2 separate regions of the Homo sapiens genome follow, and region 1 is linked to region 2. A link is a loop called in an ENCODE intact Hi-C map of the cell type or tissue named here. Cell type or tissue: heart left ventricle. All regions are shown on one strand. Each heading gives the region's core, and the rest is flanking DNA. Links, peaks and the distances in the headings are about the cores only. Region 1 has its middle 670 kb from the start of PCDH15. Region 2 has its middle 610 kb from the start of PCDH15.

What was found. A loop is a pair of places that touch in the nucleus more often than their neighbours do. Peaks named below come from ENCODE experiments on the same cell type or tissue, not always from the same donor. Only the 100,000 strongest peaks of a DNase experiment are listed, where the experiment ranks them.
Region 1: a loop joins it to region 2, with 2.2 times the contacts of the local background. A loop is called at or near these places in 2 of 110 quality-filtered maps.

The regions. Positions count from the first base shown.
Region 1 is chr10:55,461,248-55,471,966 of GRCh38, forward strand. It overlaps a transcript of PCDH15 not described here. Among named protein-coding and RNA genes, the nearest start is that of PCDH15, 670 kb to the left of the region's middle. In heart left ventricle, for the core only: no CTCF peak of the experiment used is centred there; no DNase peak of the experiment used is centred there; H3K4me3 peaks cover 427 bases; H3K27ac peaks cover 1,319 bases.
Region 2 is chr10:55,405,008-55,415,726 of GRCh38, forward strand. It overlaps a transcript of PCDH15 not described here. Among named protein-coding and RNA genes, the nearest start is that of PCDH15, 610 kb to the left of the region's middle. In heart left ventricle, for the core only: a CTCF peak has its summit at 5,796 (motif pointing left); no DNase peak of the experiment used is centred there; H3K4me3 peaks cover 278 bases; H3K27ac peaks cover 920 bases.

The DNA of each region.
Region 1 (10,719 bases), core at 1,777-9,776, 57 kb after region 2:
GGGAGCCAGTTCAGCTTTGCCTGGGATACTCCTCCCTGCACCACTGTCTACAAACTCTTTAGGCAGTAACCTATTTCAGGCAGGAAGGTAAATACAGTGCCTATTACACTATTTTAGCCAGGATGGCTTTCACATCAGCATGTATTTAAATATTCCTCTACCCCCCTGTAATTCTTTAAATTATAAGATTTGGGGACTTGCTTAAATCTAAATTCAATTATTTTTGGGGGGAAAACATTTTATAGGACATAGCGTGTTTTGACAATGCATATGAGCTTAGTAGACACAGAATTTGATCTTATTTCTAGCTGTCTTCTGGGGCTCATTTTATAATAAAACCATTCATAGTTAACATTGATGCACAGGTATCTTTGATTCAAAAAATATCCCAGATATAAGGTCAAGTTTTCAGTTTCTTACCAAAACGGAAACTATCTTTACTTTATTGGACACCATGGGAGGTAATGATAACCGAGGTTGTTAAATTTTTAACAGAACAGAAAAATACTAATTTTCAATGGCTTCTAGGACTTATTTTTCAGCATATTTTATTTCTCACTTACACAAATAACAGAAAACCCACCAGACAATGTCAAAAATATAATCAAAATTATATTGTGATTATCATTCATCTGGTTGAAATTACTGTTTGTCTCTAATGAAGCATTCACTATTTTACCATAGAAACATCCTTACTATGCCACTACCAACTTTAGAGAATTCGGTCACACCCATTAATGGTCAAGACCACCTTCATTATGGCTGTGAAAGAGTCGTGGTTTTGTGGGGTTTTTTTACAATATGAGACAAGGGTAAATAGATATTAGTTTACCTAGCTTGACTCCCACAGGTCTAACCACTTACTAATTGATAAGTATAATGCATTTTTATGGACATAAAATATATAGTACAGAGTTTCATATATATTTCCAAATTCAGTGAATTTTTGTAATAATCTATGACATATATGTTCATGTCGTTACGATGTATTCATTTATATGACCAAACTTGGGTTACAAATCACATTCAGTTTTCCTTAATTCAGGGAACTTAATATCCTTTTGGTCAAATAAACCACAGGTCCTTCTGGATTTTTCTCATAGTACATTATACACATACAATGCACAAATAAAACTTTCAAATTCCTTTCACTCATTTTAGAAAGTAACAACTTAAAGAGAATTGGAGCATAAGACATTTTTCTGGCCAGGAAATTTTATAACTTCTTCTGAGTATGGCAAGGAGTATCAATGTTTCCATTGTTGCTTTAAAGCATTCATAGTTATGTTCATTAGTAAAATTGTCCTCACAGGTTGCTAAACAGTATGAATCCAAAGGAAATGTATGTAACACTGAAAATTAAACTGTTCGAGAAAGCCATGTTCCTATATATATTGTGCCTATTTAGTCTTAACTCCAGCATTACTTTTTTTCAATTGGGTCAAACTTAATTACATCAGCAGCCTTGTGTGATCAATACAACAATATTTTTGTCCTTTTCCTTAGGTTTCAACAAATTTAATAAGCCTTGAAGGTTGCTGAGTTTGCCAACTGCAGTAAATGCAAAGGGTATATGTTATACTAAATCCAAAATATTTTGAGAATCACAAGTAATATAAAGTGTGCATCATTTTCCCCCAGTAGAAGCTTGTTTTTAATAAAGAAGAATTTTGAAGTGGCTCTGCCTTTATTCTGATTGTGTATAAATGTTTTATGTATTATGTGTTGATCTGAAGCAAAGTGCACACTGTACATCAGCCACATTAATCTCTTTGTATGTGAACAAAGATGAGCAAACAAGTGGGTGATTGCAATTGAAAATAAAATATAGGAAAGGTCAGGATCCAAGAGAAAAAAAAAAAAACAAAAACAACCAACCAACAAACAAAAAGCTGAAACCTGGCAATGATCTGAAGTATGATTTAATAATTTCAGACTGAATGGGATTATTGCAATTTTCTAGAACAATATGAATAAAGCAATCATATTTTAACTCCATATGCTAGAATGACTAGAGTTATACTGATAAGAAATCTACCATAATGTATATCATCCTGTAGATATTTTATTCCATGATGATATGTATTCTAGCCTATGAGGCATAACAAAAAATGGAAGGCCGAGCACAGTGGCTTATGTTTGTAATCCTGGCATTTTGAAGGCTGAGGAAGGAGGCTCACTTGAGCCCAGCAGTTCAAGACCAATCTGGGCAGCAAAGCAAAACCTTGTCTCTATAAAAAAAAATAATAAAAATAAATTAGCCAGGTGCAGTGGTATGTACCTGTAATCTAAGAGATTACAGAGAAAGGCTGAGAGTGGTAGGATCACTTGAGTCCAGTAGGTGCAGGCTGCAGTGAGCCATGATCACGCCACTGCCCAATGTATGTGACACTGAAGGATAAACTGTTGGAGAAAGCCATGCTACTAAATGTATTGTACTTACTTAGTCTTAACTTCAGCATTACATTTTTCAACTGCGTCAAACTCAATCACATCAGCAGCCTCGTATGATCAGTATAACAATATATTTGTCCTTTTCCCTGGGCTTCAACAAGTGTAATAATTTAAATTAATTAATTATTAAATGAGATAGGGTGACAGAGTAACAGAATGAGACGAAAGAAAGAGAGAGAGAAAGAGAGGGAGAGAGAGAGAAAGAAAGAAAGAAAGAAAGAAAGAAAGAAAGAAAGAAAGAAAGAAAGAAAGAAAGAAAGAAAGAAAGAAAGAGAAAGAAAGAAAGAAAGAGAAAGAAAGAAAGAAAGAAAGAAAGAAAGAAAGAAAGAAAGAAAGAAAGAAAGAAAGAAAGAAAGAAAGAAAAGGAAAGAAAGGGAAAGAAGAAAAGAAAAGGAGTACTGACACATAAACAGAAGACTCTCCCTACCGGGAGTCGGATCAACCAATGTTGTTTTGTTTAATCATCATTGTTGCAATATAGTATACACATCACTAAGTGTACTAGGGACATAACTCAAAACGTCAGAACAATGATCAGAACATCAGAACAATGATGCTGAGAAACATCATAAAGATGAATTGAGATTGTGCAATACTGTTACGACTAACCATTTTTTTTCCTCCAAGAAGTTGTTTACATTTATATTGTCATTTTGTAGTTTAATAAAAATGTAAATGCCACTGTGAGTGAGAACAATAAGGAAAACAATGAAAGAAAAAAAAGAAGATAGGTTCCCCAGAGCACCTGAGCAACAGATGGCAAGGAAGATGGCCTGGGTCCACCGAGGAGGTTTTAGCACTCACATTGCTTTGCATGGGTGTTTGAAAGTGGAAATCACCACCTCTATTCCAGAGGCAACTGAATAAAGATGTATTCTTAGTTCAAACACTGTAAAAATGGCCTAAAACAGTAAATGGGAGTAAATATATATATATATATATATATATATATATGTGTGTGTGTGTGTATATATATACATATGTATATATATGTATGTGTATATATATATACTTATGTGTGTGTATATATATATGCAACAGTATATTGGGAGAAGTAACAATGATAAAAATTTCCTTTAGCTCCAAGGTAGTCATATTGTACTTAAGCACTTTATTTCATTTTAACCCTACTTGTGCCCATCCTTGATATTTTCACAATTTACAAATTGGTAATAAGGGTAATGTGGTGATGCTTAAATTGAAAAAAAAAAAAAAGAAACAAAACAAACAAACAACAACAAAAAAACAGTGCTTGTAAGAAGAGGGAGACCTTGAAAGGTCTGTTCCTTTAAACTAGTGCCGGGTAAATGCAAACCCTGTTGTGGATCTGACTACTAGATGGCAAACTGACTTTTAAACTCATCTTGGAAACACAGATGTAAAGCTGGTGTATGAGTATTCTTCCGAACCAACAGGGTGTGTATGCACACACACAGAGACTGATTTTAGGAAATTGACTCACAGGATCATGAGGGCTGGCAGTCTGAAATCTGCAGGGTAGGCTAACAGGCTGGAGACCCACAGAAGTGTTGAGTGGCATTCTTGAGTCCAAAACAGTATGGAGGCAGTATTTCTTTAGGTTGGAACTGGTTTTGAATAGGTTCCTTTATTGTGGAACCTGTTTAATAATTTAGAGGAGTTCCCAGGACTATTGCGTAAATTGCACTGGGTGGTACATGCACAGGTGTATTGTACTGGAGATTAGCCAGAGAGAGTACTGGTGTGTACTGCAGTGGTTCTCAGACCTGGCTGCAACTAGGACCAATGGCAGAGCTTTTAAAATGTACCAATGCCAGCCCCTTTTCATCAGTCTTATTTAATTTGAAAGCTTCCCTTGTGATTCTGATGTGCACCCAGAGATAAAAACCACTTTTATGGGAAGTAGAGGTGTCTAGAAATAATTAGGAGAAGTATATCATCTCTCATATGTCAAGATATAAACTTGAGCATTGCTCAAGTTCACAGATTTACTATATAGTATCACATTGTCTTGAGTATTTGCCCGGAGCTACCAGAAACATTCCTAGATGTAGGTGGTACATCAACAAAACATAATTCTTTCTCTGACATTGATTTTTTACCTAATATAGAGAACAGTTTGTCAAAGGATCTTTTAAGTGAAAGTAAAATTAATACGATGTAAAATCCATGCTATTCAATGGTATTTCATATTTAAAATAATGTAATACAAGAAAATTCTAACATCTACAAATCAGTTACCTTACATTTTCTGAGGGGAAAAAACTTGTCACTGCTTTTACGATATCAGCGTCACTGAATGAACTTCATTGTATACATTTATTACATGCCTACTGTGAGCTCTGCCTTTCCTTAGACAGTGGGGGTATAATGATTACCTCTAGAATACCTGCCCTCTGGAGCTCATCATTAATGGGGAGCCAGCCAATACGAAAATATGCACAGAGATTACTATTTATATCATTTATTTCCTAATTCGGTGAACTACAAACATGGATGAAGTGATGAAAATCAACCTGAAAAATAAGTCACATATCAAAACTGAAAATCAAAGTATACTAGAGACAGCTTAATTAACATAAATAAAACCTATCAATAATCTATCAGATATCTACTTTGGCCTAACTTTTATGTTAAAATTCATAGATCATATAGAGATAATTCATTTTATTTAAGGAGTTTAATATCTAATTGGAGGTAGCAGAAATATTATGTGATGATCCACAATAAATAAATAATAATAATGGTTACATTTGTTAATCAATTACTACATATTAAACACTTTCAGCGCCTACATCCGCTGACTCACTTAATTTTTATAAAAACATATGAAGTGGTAACTACCATTTTGCCGATGAGGAAATGTGTAAAATTTGTAAGGGAATTGCTCAAGTTATACAGCTAATCCCTGGTCAAATTAGAATAAAAATAGAAGATAAGAAAAATTGGAATGGAGAAGAAGGACTCAAGAGAAACGTCTGGCATCGAAACGCTGACTTGAAAATCACTCACATAGAGATGACCATGGAAGATACAGGAAGGAACTGAAATCACCTAGGAAAGAATATAACGGGGAAAAAAGAAAACAGTTCCCATTCTCCCCAGACCCTTTTTCCACTCTTATTCTCCCTACTTCTTTCTAGCGTCTCCCACTATGGGCAATCTTTGTCAAGTGTATTACCCAAAACACAGCACACCTATTTATATCTGCCAAGAGAGAAAATAGTCTTTTTTCAGAGATGTGCTCTTTTTCCCTTTCTTGCCCATACTGAATGCTCCCTGATCTATCCACTGGGAGCCTTTCAGGCTGCTCTATCTACTGGCTCTCAGGACATATTTCACATCACCCTTGTTTTGCTCAAGTTTAGTTATTTATAGGCGTATCTGTCATTCCCAGGGATTGAGTACACCCTCAAGGAGAGTTCCTCAATTATAGGTATTAATTTATGAGTTATTCAATAAAAGAATGAATCTCTAGCTAGGGCAATGCCCCAGTTTGAAACAAACAAAAATCCAAGCAAATAAAATGAAATCAAAAACCAAAACAGGAAAAGAAAAAAGGCAGGCTGAGGCTAGTTCAGTAAGACTGTGTTCCTGGCAGCAAGATTGGAGCAGAGACAGAGTTGCTGTACACTCACTCCCATGAGAGGAAAAGGAAACAGGAGGAAAAGAAAAGCCTGATCTTGGCCTGACTTTTTTTTTTTTTTTTTTTTAACTAGGGCATTGCCCTGGTTGGAGATTTATTCTTTTAATGATTAATTTGAGACCAAAATATCTACAAAATGAATATTTTATAAACCTTCACTCTCTACAGGTTTAATTATATATTTTAATGTCATGGGATGGATGTTAGCCATATTTTATCACTGTTAGTTAAACCATATTTAAGTTCCAGTAAGAGAATGGCAGAAATAAGCAGGATATTTTAAACTCCAATTGTCTCTCAGACATGAACAAAGCTATCAGAAAAAGAGCAACAAGTTTGACTAAGAATTAAAAGTGAGGCTGGGCGTGGTGGTTCACGCCTGTAATCCCAGCACATTGGGAGGTCAAGGCAGGCGGATCATGAGGTCAGGAGATCGAGATCATCCTCGCTGACAGGGTGAAACCCCGTCTCTACTAAAAATACAAAAAAAATAGCCGGAAGTGGAGGCGGGCACCTGTAGTCCCAGCTACTCCCGGAGGCTGAGGCAGGAGAACTGCTTGAACCTGGGAGGTGGAGCTTACAGTAAGCCGAGATCGCGCCACTGCACTCCAGCCTGGGCGATAGAGCCAGACTCCGTCTCAAAAAAAAAAAAAAAAAAAAAAAAAGAATTAAAACTGGTCTGCCAGGACTTCCTTCCATCCACCCGATGGTCGTTTCTTAACTGAGAGAATCATATCCTCAAAGAATAAATGTGGATATTTGTGAATTGTCAGAAATGTGTTAGTAAACAAGCAGTTTCTCAAGAGCAGGGGGGAAAAGTTAGTGACAGAAATATGTTCAAACAGCTTTATTCCTAGGAATGTGCTTCCTCAGAGAACACTAAAATCATTCCTAGAAAGTTGCCCAACTTTTACAACTCAGATAAGTCTGCCTAGTGACTTTTCGTTGTCGTTGTTGTTAGGGCATTAGATCACAAGAAGGAAAGTAGAAAATGGAATTTAGAACACTTTGATTTCTTTTCAATCATAGTTTAAGCTAGGATTGGAATTTTGAGCTGAAAGCTAATTCCTGAGTAGCATTAAATTTCCTACCTCCTTGCAGGGAAAGGCCACAATATTCTTAAATTTTAACTTGTGGGCGAAAAATTGCAAAGCTAAAATGGGTTTTGAGGTCTGTTTCCTGCTGTGAAACATAGATTATAGAACTTACTTTGATTCTAAAATAGAAATACATTTTTTTATCTACCATAATGTAATTAAAGCAAATGTTTATCTGAACAGTCTAAATAAAGCATTTTGGGTTATTGTTAATTGTTATCCTCTGCTACAGATTTTGTCTAAGGTTTAGTCTTTAGTGATAACATAATAAAACACCTGCTTTAAAAAATATTTGAATTTCATTTGAGATTTATAGGTGGTATTCAAGCCAATTAATGTACTAACAAATTAACAGGGTTTTTTACTTGCTCAAATTTAAGAAAAACATTCTACCCTGAACTATATCTCCAGCTTTAAAGCAAGAGAAGAATCATAATACTTATCTCTTATTTTCACACACTGTCACCTAATTAATTCTTGAAAAGCTTGGGGAATTGTGCTTTGATCCTGTTTTTAAGTTATCAAAATTAGCTTTATGTTCATCAACTATGGGCTGTTAAAACATCAACTGTCATAGTGAAAAAAAAGTGTTTTTTTTAAAAGAAGCATCTGATAAATTGGAATCAAATTAACGTTTTAAGCTGTCATTTTAGGAAACAAAAAATCAAGAAACAATGAAACAGAAAAAATATTAGGTGGAGCTACAGATCTACAAGTATTGAAATCCAAGGACAGAAGAAGAGTGGCTTATGGATGATACAATAGAGAAAAGGAAACAAAATACAGAGGCAACAGGTAGCTTGAAAGAAACTAACACCTGTATTGAAAATTTACATTTCCCTGGTTTTGCCATATTTAGGTATTAAAATATATTTATAGCTTTTTGTGCGTTAACTTGCAACAATCTGCTTTATGATTATTTTCCATATTTTTAAGCAAATTGTTGAAAAATATTTATGTATGTATATATGTATGCATATATCTGATCTGAGCAATAACTAATAATTTTTATAGAAATACATTTCTAATTTTTTCTAAACATTGCTGTTTCCCTTGCCAGTATGTTAGAATTGTTTTCATTACAATCTGTAAGGATATGCTTCATTGTTTATATTGCTATTGAATATTATTGAATATTGCTCAGTTTTATATAATTATTTTCCATTAAGGAAATTTAACTTGTGTTCTATTTTTCCCCTTAAAATTAATGCTGTGAATGTTATCATCCCTATAAAGTTAAATATTTTCAAGATTTCCACTTCTACTTAAGGGGTTTTCATTTAACTATTTAATTTTCAAGAATAGTATGCATATATTTTACATCTCAGCTGTTTATTATATTGCCACAACCATTATCTCCCAAATTGTTAATTTTCATTTTCTCAAAATTTTAATAATGTTACTTACGGTTTTTAGTATTTGTGCCATACTTAGAAAAGCCAATATATAAAATTAAATATTAAATTTAATATTCTAATTATTACACTAAAGCAGTATGTATTCATCTTTCCTCCTGGTGTTTCATGGATTTGTTTTTTCCACTTTTTAAAAATATTGTAATTGCTTTTTTACCTAGAAAATATTATGGCTTAAAACATCAGATATGAATCTAATTTTTTCTCTTTTCTCTAAATAGTTAAGTATTTGGTAGATGCAGTGTCTCATGCCTGTAATCCCAGAACTTTGGGAGGCTGAGGCAAGCAGATCTCTTGAGGTCAGGAGTTCGAGACCAGCCTGGCCAACATGGTGAAACACTGTCCCTACTAAAAATACAAAAATTAGCCAGGTGAGGTGGTTTGGCCTATAGTCTCAGCTACTCGGAGGCTGAGGCAGAATCTCGTGAACCCAGGAGGCAGAGATTGCTGTGAGTCGAGATGGTGCCACTGCACTCCAGCCTGGGTGACAGAGTGAGAATCCCTCTCAAAAAAGAAAAAAAAAAAGGTCAAGTATTTGTCCCTACCCATTTATTAAATAGTTCATTATTAGCTTGATAAATGAACAGAAATCCATATATTCTTAAATTCTTCCTTCTATTTATTTTAAGTAATTTATTATCATGATAGTTTGATTAGTATACTTTGATAACAGTTTTTTTAAAATTGCCTTTAGTTTTTAGGGAGGTGTTAAGTTCATAGCAATTCCATGCAGAAGGCTTTTATGCATAGCCTCTTTTACTGTCAACATCTCTTTGTTGAGTGGTGCATTTGTTATCATTGATAAACCTACAGTGACACGTCAAATGCACCCAACGTGCACGGTTTACATTAGAGTTGACTCTTGCTGTTGTACATTTTATGGGTTTGGGCAAATGTATAACAACATGCATTCACAATCAGACTATCATACAAAGTTGTTTTCACTGTCCTAAAAACCCTCTGTGCTGCACCAGCTCATCCCTCACTGTTCCCTAAACTCTGATTTTTTTTTTTTTTACTATTTCCATAGATTTGCCTTTTCCAGAATGTCATATGGAAGTTTGGAATCTTAGAATATGTAGCTTTCCAAATAGGCTTCTTTCACTTTGTAATATGTATTTAAGTTTCCTCCATGTCCTTTTATGTCTTGATGGCTAATTTGTTTTTAATGCTGAATAATATTCTGTTATATGGATATACCACAGTGTGTTTGTCCATTCACCTACTAAACGATATATTGGTTGTTTCCAAGTTTTGGTAGTTATGAATAATGCTGCTTAAACATCTGTACTGATTTTAGTGTGAATATATGTTTTCAACTCAACAATATGTTTTAATAGCTCATACTGTTACTCTTTTTCCCCTAAAGTTTCTTGACTAAATTTATAGATTCACATATACAAAGTTTAATTTTACTTTAATGAGTATAAAAGTTGTGCTCTTTTAGTTTATTAGGGCTTATTAAATAGCCTTTAGTTTGTAGAAAGATTTTTATTAAGAACCAACATTTTCAAGAATAGAATAATGTAGAATGTGACAAAAATCATATAATTTATGAATAAGTCATATACTGTATAATCACTACATTAACCATGACTGGCTAAGTTTACGCAGGGACAGTTCATGTTCACATTAATTGTTAAAGAGTTTTCATTATATTATTAACTGATTAAAATTTGTAATGTTTTTGATGTTTTTATCTGGAATATCATTGCCCTCCATTACTGCCATGGCCTGATGAAACCACATTCTGGTTAAATCCCTGTTGGCTAGTCTGGTCTCGAACTCCCAACCTAAAGTGATCCACCTGCCTCGGTTGGGTAGTTAGTTTGTGAACACAGGAAAACAGATTATTTTTTCCAAATTGAATAACTGAATATTATAGCGGAAGCTATTGATGTTCTAAACAAGGTCTCTTTGCCCACGCCCACCTTGCCATTTACTTGCAACTGTGAGATACAGTTTCCCCAAGTTCACAACTTCTACTTAAATCTTTGCCTCTCCCCTTATATGCAGGACTATTTTTGCTGTAACCTGGGGATCTTGCCCATTTCAAATGAGCCAAACTAAAGTTAGATGTGTTTATGCCCTGGGAAAAGTGAAAGGTGACTCACGGCCAATATGGAAG
Region 2 (10,719 bases), core at 1,490-9,489:
AAATGTTCAGAAATATGTTCTGAACTTGAACTTAGCACACATGAATAAACAACCAATGAAAAAGATTATATTGCCACACTATTTTGGAATCAGGGCATAAAATATAAGTCATAAAGATAGAAAAATGATGTTTTGGAAGTACCTACCAAATATGTGGATGAATTATGTATTTTCTATAGAGCGATATATATCTCATTAATGAATATAAATATATCTATGCACACAATACCCACATGCCAATTTATGCATATGTGTATATGTAGTGTGAGGTAACAGATATATATATATATATATATACAATTTAATGTCATGTAATTAAAGATAATGTGTAGTATTCTGTCATAATATAAAGGAGTAATCTTTATCTATGAAAGACTTCTTTGGCTTTAAATACCTGTCTTTTAACATCACTCATATGTGTCATCTTTTCAGCCTTTGCCTTTTCTAACTTAAATCATTTATCTATTTACTTCAAATTTAAATGGAAGTTGCCTCTGTATAATTTTTTGTAGTGTTCTAAGCTCATTAACATATAGTGAGTATCTTTGGAATTAACATGCAACTAATTACAAAAGGTGTTTTAACATAATTTGTATTTCTATAATTAGAATGATATGCACTTCAAAGAAAAGATGTAACTTCAGAATTTATAAAGTATAACTAAATATATAAGAAACTTTATTTATATAACAGATATTTATTGTACATCTACCATAAAAGTATTTTCCACACTACTCGAAAACCTCTGCAGACAGAACATACTGAGAATTCCATGCCATTATGGAGCTCCTAATTCTAGTAGTGGTACACAGACAATACAAACAGACATAATAAGCAAGAAAGTTATTTTTAATGTTAGAAGCTTACAAATGTTATGCAAAAAAAAAAGGATCCAGGTAAGTTTAATAGGGTGTTCTAGTAGTAGAAGTGGAAATATTTGATTTTAAATCAAGTAATCAGAGTCAGTGTCGATGAGAAAATTGTATTTGAGCAAAGATTTGAAGGAAGTGATGATAGATTTTTAGTCATGTGGCTATCTAGTTGGCAGCATGTTCCCATCTAAAAAAAAAAAGGCATAAAGCAGCAGAGTACCCAAATATGTTCATGTAATGGAAAAGAGGCTAGAGTTCCTGCAGGAGAATAGCAGGGGATGAGGTCAGTAAAATAACAGGGGTAAAAAAGCATACGATCCTGTATGCATGAGAGGACTGTAGCTTTTACCAAGAGTGAAAAGGGGACAGATAACTTATTTTTGAAGAGACAACTAAAGTGAACACCCACTTGTATAAAAGGTTATTCTGCCTGGTGTGTTGAGTAGAGGAGAACCAGGGAAACCAATTAAAAACTCACTGAAATATTTCAAGTGACAAAGGAGCATCATTTGTACCTTACTGGCTTTGCAGTGAAAATGATAAATTTGGCCAGATTTTAAAAATATTTTGAGAGATTTCATAATGGGCTAGTTACATATGAGAGACAAAAAGAGGAGTTAAAGATGATGCCAGGGTACTGGGACTGAGCATGTAACAGCATGAAGTAGTCATCAGATGAGGTGGAGACAATAGCAGATGTACCAGCTTTGTTGGTATCACTGAGGGTGCTACCAGGGCAATGTTAAATTTGAGGCACTTTTTAGGTATCCACATAGAGATCAGGAGTAGGCAGCTGGATGTTCAAGTGTGGAGTTCAGGAGAGAGGTCTGAGCTGGACATAGGTATTTTGGAGTCACTGACCTATGAATGGTATTTAAAGCCTTGAAATGCATGAGACTGACAGGAGAGTGAGGTGTGTTCAATAACTGAGAAATACCTAGGACACGATCCTATGATACTTCAACATTAAAAAGTGGTATAAAACAAGAGACTCCAGTAAAACAGACAGAGTGACAAGTTAATTAGGATAAAAACATAATGCCAAGTAAAGAAAGTAATTCTTTTTTTAAAAAAGGAGATAGTGATACACGATGCCAAATGTTTATTATAGGTTAACAAGCTGAGAGCTTAAAATGACCATTGAATTTGTCAAAGTGCAGATCATCTATGGCCTTGACATGATGAACTTCAGTGAACTGGTAGCAATGAAAGCCTGATTGGAGACGTGTAGGAGAGAAAGAGTGTTGAGGAACTGAAGATACATGGATGGTTTTGTAGAAAATGTGAACAGAGATATGTGAAGGCAACCGACGTGCCAAGATTGGTCGAGGGAATACCTCCTTTTTTAACTTAGAAAAAATAACTGTATATTCGTACATCTTGGATGATCTCACATCAGAAAAATAATTGATGATGTACAAGAAAAAGAGTAGGGAATGTCTGGAGCAATGTCCTTTTGGTAGTGACAGGGATAAAAACTAGAGTTCAAATGGGTAAATACTGCCTGATGTCCTTTACATAGAGAGATGGAGAAGTATTATAGACTCTTCTCTTTTCCACATGAAAAACAGCCTTCACAAGATGAGAATTGCTTGAAAAACTATCGTCTAACTTCTTTCATCTATCAAGCTTCCTGTCTATCATTCTTAAACCTCTCTAAGTCTCTATCAACAAAGATTAATGTGAATCTTAGGGGAGATTTTCTCCAGCAGGGAAAAGATCTGATGCATCAAGCAGTTATGAGGATTTACAGGCAGACTTCTGGCCAGTGAGCCTCACTAGTCAACCTCCAAAGTGCATGCATATATGCACATGCACACAAACACATGCACAAACACACACAAGCATGTGTACTGATTACTTATAAGACGCATTTCTTAGAAAGGAGAAGGCAACAATTCCTAAATTTCTGGAAAAGTATAAAATCTGAAAATGGATGCATGAAGAAATAAAGAATCTGAATAGTCTCTTATCTTAAGCTAAGACTTCAACAAGGCCTTTTGACCAAAGGCTATCATCTCTAAGTCTCAAGGACAAGTAATTAGCAGCAATTCATACAGGATGTAGGTGGAGGAGAACATGTAAGCTGCAAAAAGGGATCAAAGGAGATCTCACAGAGGCACCAAAAATGTGCTCTCCAACACTAACCATAAAGATACCAAGATGGTAACCAATAACTTGCCATCACAGAACCCAATGATTTTACAGTTAAGTTCTACCAAATGTTCAACTTTTGCTGCAGAAAACAGAAAGAGATAGAAAACCACTAACTCATGTTATGACTAAAATAAAATAACCTTGATTCTTTTTTCTTTTTTTTTTTTTGAGATGGAATCTCACTTGTCACTGAGGCTGGAGTGCAGTGGTGCGATCTCGGCTCACTGCAACCTCTGTCTCCCGGGTTCAAGCGATTCTTCTGCCTCAGCTTGCCGAGTAGCTGAGACTACAGGCACCTGCCACCACGCCCTACTATTTTTTGTATTGTTAGTAGAGACGGGGATTCACCATATTGTCCAGGCTGGTCTTGAACTCCTGACCACGTGATCCTCCTGCCTTGGCATCCCAAAGTGTTGGAATTACAGGCATGAGGCACCTGGCCCTGTCATAACCTTGATTCTAAATTTGGTAAAGAACAATATGAGACAAAGGAAAACACAGGCTCAATTTGCTCAAGAACATAAATTTGAGAAGCCCAAATCAAATACTAACTATATTCAAAATCACATTAAAATATTGAAGTAAGATTTATGCCAGAAATTTAAAAATGGTATACAATATGTACATATGCTCTAAGAATGGACACATATGCTACTCTACCCCCAGCTATCACAAATGCAGAGTGATTAACATACTGGAAATCACCATTTTTAAGTAGTTTCGTCTAGTCTCATTCCCTCTTACAACTCTATGATCAGACTTCCTTGCTATCACTTCACTAAAGCTCATCTTATCTAAGTCATGGATGATCTGCACTATGACAAACCCGATGGACAATTTTAAGCTCTCTGCTTGTTAATCTATAAGAAATATTTGGCATGGTGTATCACCATCTCCTTTTAAAAGTTTTTTTTCTTTACTTGGCATTATGTTTTTATCCTAATTCACTTGACACTCTGTCTTTTTTACTGGAATCTCTTGATTTGTACCACTTGTTAATGTTGAAGTATCTCAGGATTCTGTCCTAGGTGCTTCTCAGTAATTGAACACATCTCACTGTAGGTGTGTTCAATAGATCAGTGACTCCAAAATGCCTAAGTTCAGCTAAGACCTCTCTCCTGAATTTCACACTTGAACATCAACTGCCCACTCACATCTCTATGTGTATACATAAAAAGTGCCTCAGATTTCACATTGCCCCGGTAGCACCCCTAGTGAACCCACCAAACCTGCTTCATCTGCTACTGTCTCCACCTCATCTGATGACTACTCCATTCTTTTACATGCTCAGCCCCAGCACCCTGGCATCATCTTTGACTCCTGTTTTTGTCTCTCATGTTACTGTCCAATCATGAAATCACTCAAAACATATGCAGAATCTGGCCTATTTTTATGATTTTCACTGAAAAGCCAGTAAGGTACAAATGATGTTTCTTTGTAACTTGAAATACTTCAGTGGGCTTTTTTGTTTGTTTGTTTCCCTGATTCTCCTCTATTCAACACGCCAGCCAAAATTACCTTTCATGCAAGTGGGTGCTCATATGGTAGATCACCATACCGTTCAGTGGTTAGAAACAACAAAATAGATATGCATTCAGCACCATAAGTAGATGGTTAAAATATAGTGCTGAAAAAATAGAAAAGAAAAATCTATAGCAAATAGCAGTTACAGAAAGTAAAAACATACACAGCTCTGTGTATTTAGCAAAGTTATGTAAATATGTGCACATCCAGGGACATATATTAAGACATTAAAGTACTAATTTGCCCTTGAGAAAGCAAAGAATGAACATGGGGACTGGAAAGGAGGAACATATTAAATACGCGTACCTAATAAAAAAGAGAAATTTGTGCTTACAGGCCAATCATGATAGGAACTAAGAACTGAAGGCTATAATTAACTCAACTCTCTGAATGTGGGTTTTAAACAAAAACTGAAATGATATTTCCTACCTCTTAGGGTTATTTGAAGATAATTTTAGAAAATGTGTTTAAAGGGCTTAGCACAGCTTGGTATATAGTGAGTATTAAATAAGGGATAACTATTATGCTTTTGTTATTATTATTGTTATTATTATAGCTGATTTTTTTAACTCTCCCTATTAGGTACTTACATAAATGTTTGTTTTGCTCCAAAAATTACATATCACATAAAGCCATTAATATAAGCTGTAACTCACTTTTAGAAATATAATGTGAATTTTCTTGATCATATTTGAACACTGTATTGGCTTTCCTAGGACTGAGAAGGAGGCCAGCTGGAATAGGTTCACTTTTAAGTGAAATAACATGAGTGAATCTTCATTAATTTTTTTTCCTAAGTCTTCAGACAGGTTTAGAAGCTGGAAGTTAAGAGATACCACATAATCTGATATCATACTGGATTTCACTCTGGAGTTCCTGAGACTGGGGAATGAGACGAAGAATAAATAGCTTTGTAAATTCTATCCGTAATCAAAGCTGATTTGCTGCAGGATAATTTTTAGAAAAGCAAAACCTGGAGTCTTACCCCCGTCAGTCAAAAATAATATGATAAAGCAATTCTCTCTGATGGGATCCATGCTGGAAGAAATCCCAGATAATACAATGAAACATTTCCCGGAGCAGAGAGCTTGGTTCATTGTGCCAAACAATGGCTGGATCAGTGGCTATTATTGGAAAGCAGGCCTGCCAGCTTTGCTTTCTGGAGGCTGTCTGCTGAGAAAACAACTGCTGCTCAGTAATTAACTCCTCCCAAATGTCAGACAAGGAAGCAGCAACAGTGACCTCTTGTGCCACTCCCAGTCCCATTTCCCCATGTTCAAGCCGGTGTTTGCGTTTTCTAGGGCTATTACTAGACATGTACGCATTATTGCTGCTGGTCTCACAGGCCCTTCAAGTAGGCACCCTCCCAGTGTTCAGTTATTACTTTGAATGTGCCTTTACTGAAAAAAAATCCAAGCACTGAATAGAGTGAATACTTACTATTTTATAAGCAATTTTAATAAAATTGGGAGTAATGAAGGTGGAATTGAAGAAAGGAAGAAAATAAGATTAAAGAAATGATGAAGAAAAACAGGATTTCATGTCCTTAGTGTAGCAATTTTAGGTGGTTAATCATACCGGATTTGAATTTAGAAACACTAGTGGAATCTTTCCTTTCCTCCTTCCTTGTATAATTAAGTTAAAGTCTCTACATCTTAGTTTATTCAGCTGTAAAACTGTGCCCAGTGCTGCTAGAATAATTAAATCAAAGAAAATGACATTATCTTTTTAGACTGATTATCATAATACCCAGCACAAAACAGATTCAATAAATAATTTATATTTACTATAATTGTGAACTAAAATTAACAAATATTATTACCAATTATATGTAATATACCATGTTTCTTTTAGTAATAAATAGCAAAACAACAAGAAAAATTATTCCTACTATTACTACTACTTGGGTAATAATTAGGGTATACTCTCTCCAAGGCATAGTTAACACTTCTGCCCCTAAACTACTATTTGCCTTATCAAGTATTTTTTTCCCAGTGGCTATGAAAATGCATTAAGATGTCATTCATATAGTATTTTCTTTAAATTCTGCAACCTAATTTTTGGTCAGTTTACACTAGTTTTCAATATATTCTACTACATCCTTAGAGGTAAATTGACTACGAAACAGATTTTCTTCAATTATCCACTGTGTAAGTCAGATGTAACTGATGGCTTAGTCAAAGAGAAAGCAGTAAATTGTCATTGATTAATTCTGTAAATAAGTGATGAATCTATTATGTCTTAGGCATAATTTGTGTCTCCTTCACAGATAATCCTGCAGTTAGGTAAACTATAGAGGCTGCAAAATTAATAATTACAGAAAAACAAGATAAATTAAGATAGACATATAAATGATAGATAGATGCAAGGATATTATATATAGATAGGTAGATAAACTGTGAAATCCCAGTGGGAATGATTGGCTATTTAGAAATATAGAAAACATTTTACAATCTGCGATGTTTGAGACTGGAGGGGCTGGAAATGTTTACAAAGAAGAAGAAAGAGAATGATGATCAGAGGGGCAAATGTGAAAACATCAGAGCAGCATAAAAGAATCAAACGGATGAGGGCTTTATGAAATTCTTGGACTGAGCTTCTTAGTTTGCAAGTTCCATCACACATCAAGTAACTATTAAGCTGTATCTGGGTCTCTCACTGAATGGAGGGGATTTGAGATGCAGTTGACTAGTTGGCATACAATTAATAATTTTTTAGAAATTTAGATAAATGTTGACTTTGATTTTTCCTTTTTAAAAAAACCTCTGTGGCCAATATTCTCTTGACATCTCCCATGTTTTTGTAGGTCTAGGTAAGTTAACAGGCCTTAGAAACTGTACCTAGAATGCTTGATAGACAAAAGCATGCCTGCATATGTGCAATAGAGTAGAGTGGGGAGTGTGGCTAGGTAGTGAACATAAAAGAAGTACCCTGAGAGAAATCTTAAAAGGAAGACTGGTTTCAAATTATGAATGGCACAATAAAGTATTTTTTAAAAGAAAAGCAAAGTATTAGGGAGATCAAATTATATAAAGAATGGCTAAAGTATAAGGTAGAGGGATTAATAAAATGGAAAAAACATTGGAATACAAAAGAACACTTGAGAGGTTAACACAAAACTCTAAAAATATTTTATGATTTTTGCACTATTTCAATAGCTATGAAGACAAAAATATTAGAGAACCAGAATAATACGAGATGTTCCTGAAATTTTCAGTATTGTTTGAGAAAATTTCAGCCATATTTACTTTGGGAGTACACGTTGCTGCATACATCTCTCTAAGTTTCATTCCTGACAAAAGATTAATTCAACAATAATCACACACACACACACACACACACACACACACACACACACACGGCAAATTGAACTGCAACTGTGTCTGTATAATTGAAAGAATAAACAAAACCACTAGTTACCCTGAAGCTGCAGGAGATTCATACATTATTATAAATGATGACCGTCATCTAACATATGCATCATTAATGAATAAACTAAATCTTATGAAAAACTAGTTTAGTTTGTAAAACACATATAGGGTATATGTTAATACCACTATTTATATAATTCTTACCCAGCAGAAGATTAAAAATATTTATTAAGAATATAAATGCCTTCTACCAATTATTATAAATCTGATAGGAATTAAAATTAATTTACATTTATTCATTTATTCACATATTTGTTGAGCACTTATTGTTTGTTCCACATTTTCAAATCCTGGCAATAAAAAAAAAGGGATAAAGATTCCTCTTTTCATGGACTTTATGCTGTAGAAATAAAATATTTAGCATATTTTAAATATTTTAAATAAAATGTTTAGCATATTTTAAAGGACTATATAAGTGAATTTTATTAGGATGCTTCTATGTTCCAAGTGTAGACTTTTCTAAAAGGTCTATGATAGACAACTTTTACATTTAAAGGGAATAGACGAAGTCTGCTCTAAAATAGAAGGGGACTTATACTAGTAAAAATTCTATATATTTGGATTTATATATCTATCTATGTATTTTTTTCAACTTTAAACAAAAGAGACTCAGTTATTCAAATAAACGATACATTTTACAGTATTTCCTTTTGTTTCTCACAAAAATGCTATAGTAAATTTTGGATATTAAATGATATACAAAGCATTTTTCAGGTTAAAATGTGTCTTTATAAGCAAGTGTTGGATTGCATCTTAACACACTTTTTAATCTCAGAAATCTCTTCAATTTCTGAATACAAGTTAGCTCGGAAATATTTTTTTTAGGTTAGAGAAAACTGAATAAAATAAAAATCACATATTGAATGAAGAGTGGTCAAGTTTCTATCCCACTTTGAAGTTAGCTCATTAGCTCATATATATATGCAGTCAAAAATAACCATGTCTTTGTGTGTGCATTTGTTCAAGACATGTAATAGGAAATATTGCACAGATATAAGAGTAAGATAATATTATAACAGTTTATTAGAAAAAATGTATTTCAGCATATTTTTATCCCTAATAATATATTTTAAAATAGGAAAAAGTTTTTTAAAATCCTAAATAATGAACAATGGCTTCACAGTATTTAATTTTAAAATCATAAAATTTTTTTCTTAACAATGTTATCTTGCCTCATTAAAAGTGTGCCTTTGTATTTAAGTATGCTTTGTCATTAAGAGGATAGAAAATAGGTTAAATTTAAAAAGCCAACTCAGAATGACGAAGAACCAAATACCACTATAGTATTAGGTGTGTAGGTTGGTATACTCATACATTACTGCTAAGTAGTAGTAGTACAACCCGATGAAGAGTAGTTCTTAATGTTCAAAATAAAAAATCCACGATTCATTTCACCCATCAGTTCTATTTCTAGTGCCACTGAAATTTTGAAAGGAATTGCATTAAATTTGAATATTATTTTGAATTTGGATATCACATTGGGTAAGCATAGACATTATAGTAGTATTAATTCTTCCATGAACACAGAATACGTTTTTACTTATTTATGTATTCTTCAATTTAATTCTCAATGCTTTACAGTTTTCAGTGTACAAATGTTTCATTCCCTTTGTTAAATGTATTAATAAATATTTTATTCTTTTTGATGCTATTATGAGATTGTTTTACTGATTTCATTTTAGATAGATAATTATTGGTGTAAAGAAATGCACCTGATTTTTATATGTTAATTTTGTGTCCTGTAACTTTACTGAATTCATATATTATTTCTAACAAGGGGTGTGTGTGTGTGTGTGTGTGTGTGTGTGTGTGTCTGTGTGTGTGTGTTGTGTATAGAGTCTTTAGGGTTTTCTACATATAAGATTATGTTATCTGCAAATAAGGATAGTTTTACTTCTTCCTTTCTGATTTAGTTGCCTTCTATTTATTTTTATTGTCTAATTGTTCTTGCTAGTATCTAGCACTATGTTCAGTAGAAGTGACAAAAATGGGCATGCTTGTTTTTTGTTTTGGATCTTAGAGGAAATGCTTTCCCATTGATTATGTTAGTTGTAAGATGTTTATAAATGGCCTTTATTAAGGTGAGGGAGTTTCCTTTTGTGCCTAATTTAACAAGAGACTTTATTATGAAATGATGTGAAACTTTATCAAATGCTCTTTGGCCCTTATTGAAATGATTATGTAGTTTTTTCATTCTGTTAATGTGGTGTATTACATTAATTTATTTGTGTATGTTACATAAACCTTGTATTCCAGAGATGAATCTCTTCTTGTTGCAATATGTTCTTTATATTTCAGAGTAGAAATCCTACAGACTGTCTACTGCCTTATAAACTATCAGAGCACTGCTAAAATAATCCTTTTTAATTTTTTCCTTGGTCATATAATAAACAGAAAATTGCCCAATATAGTCTATTTTAGGATCCATTGGAAAAAGTATTTGACATTCCAAATACTGAGATTTAAAACTAGAGGAGATAAAAGGACGTTTTACAATTGGACACCTTTCTCCATTTCTGATTATGATAATCTCATTTCTCAAATTTCCACTTTTCTAAGTATGCTAAACAAGGGTCACCAATTGTATCTATTAACTAGCTATAGTAAATCACTAATTTTCAAGTTAGATCATATTAAGGGTTTGGATACCAGGATGAAATAAAATCAATGTCCTCATGAAGCATAATGTTGGAGCTGGAAGTTGGCCATGATTATCTTGTTTTCATATGTACTCT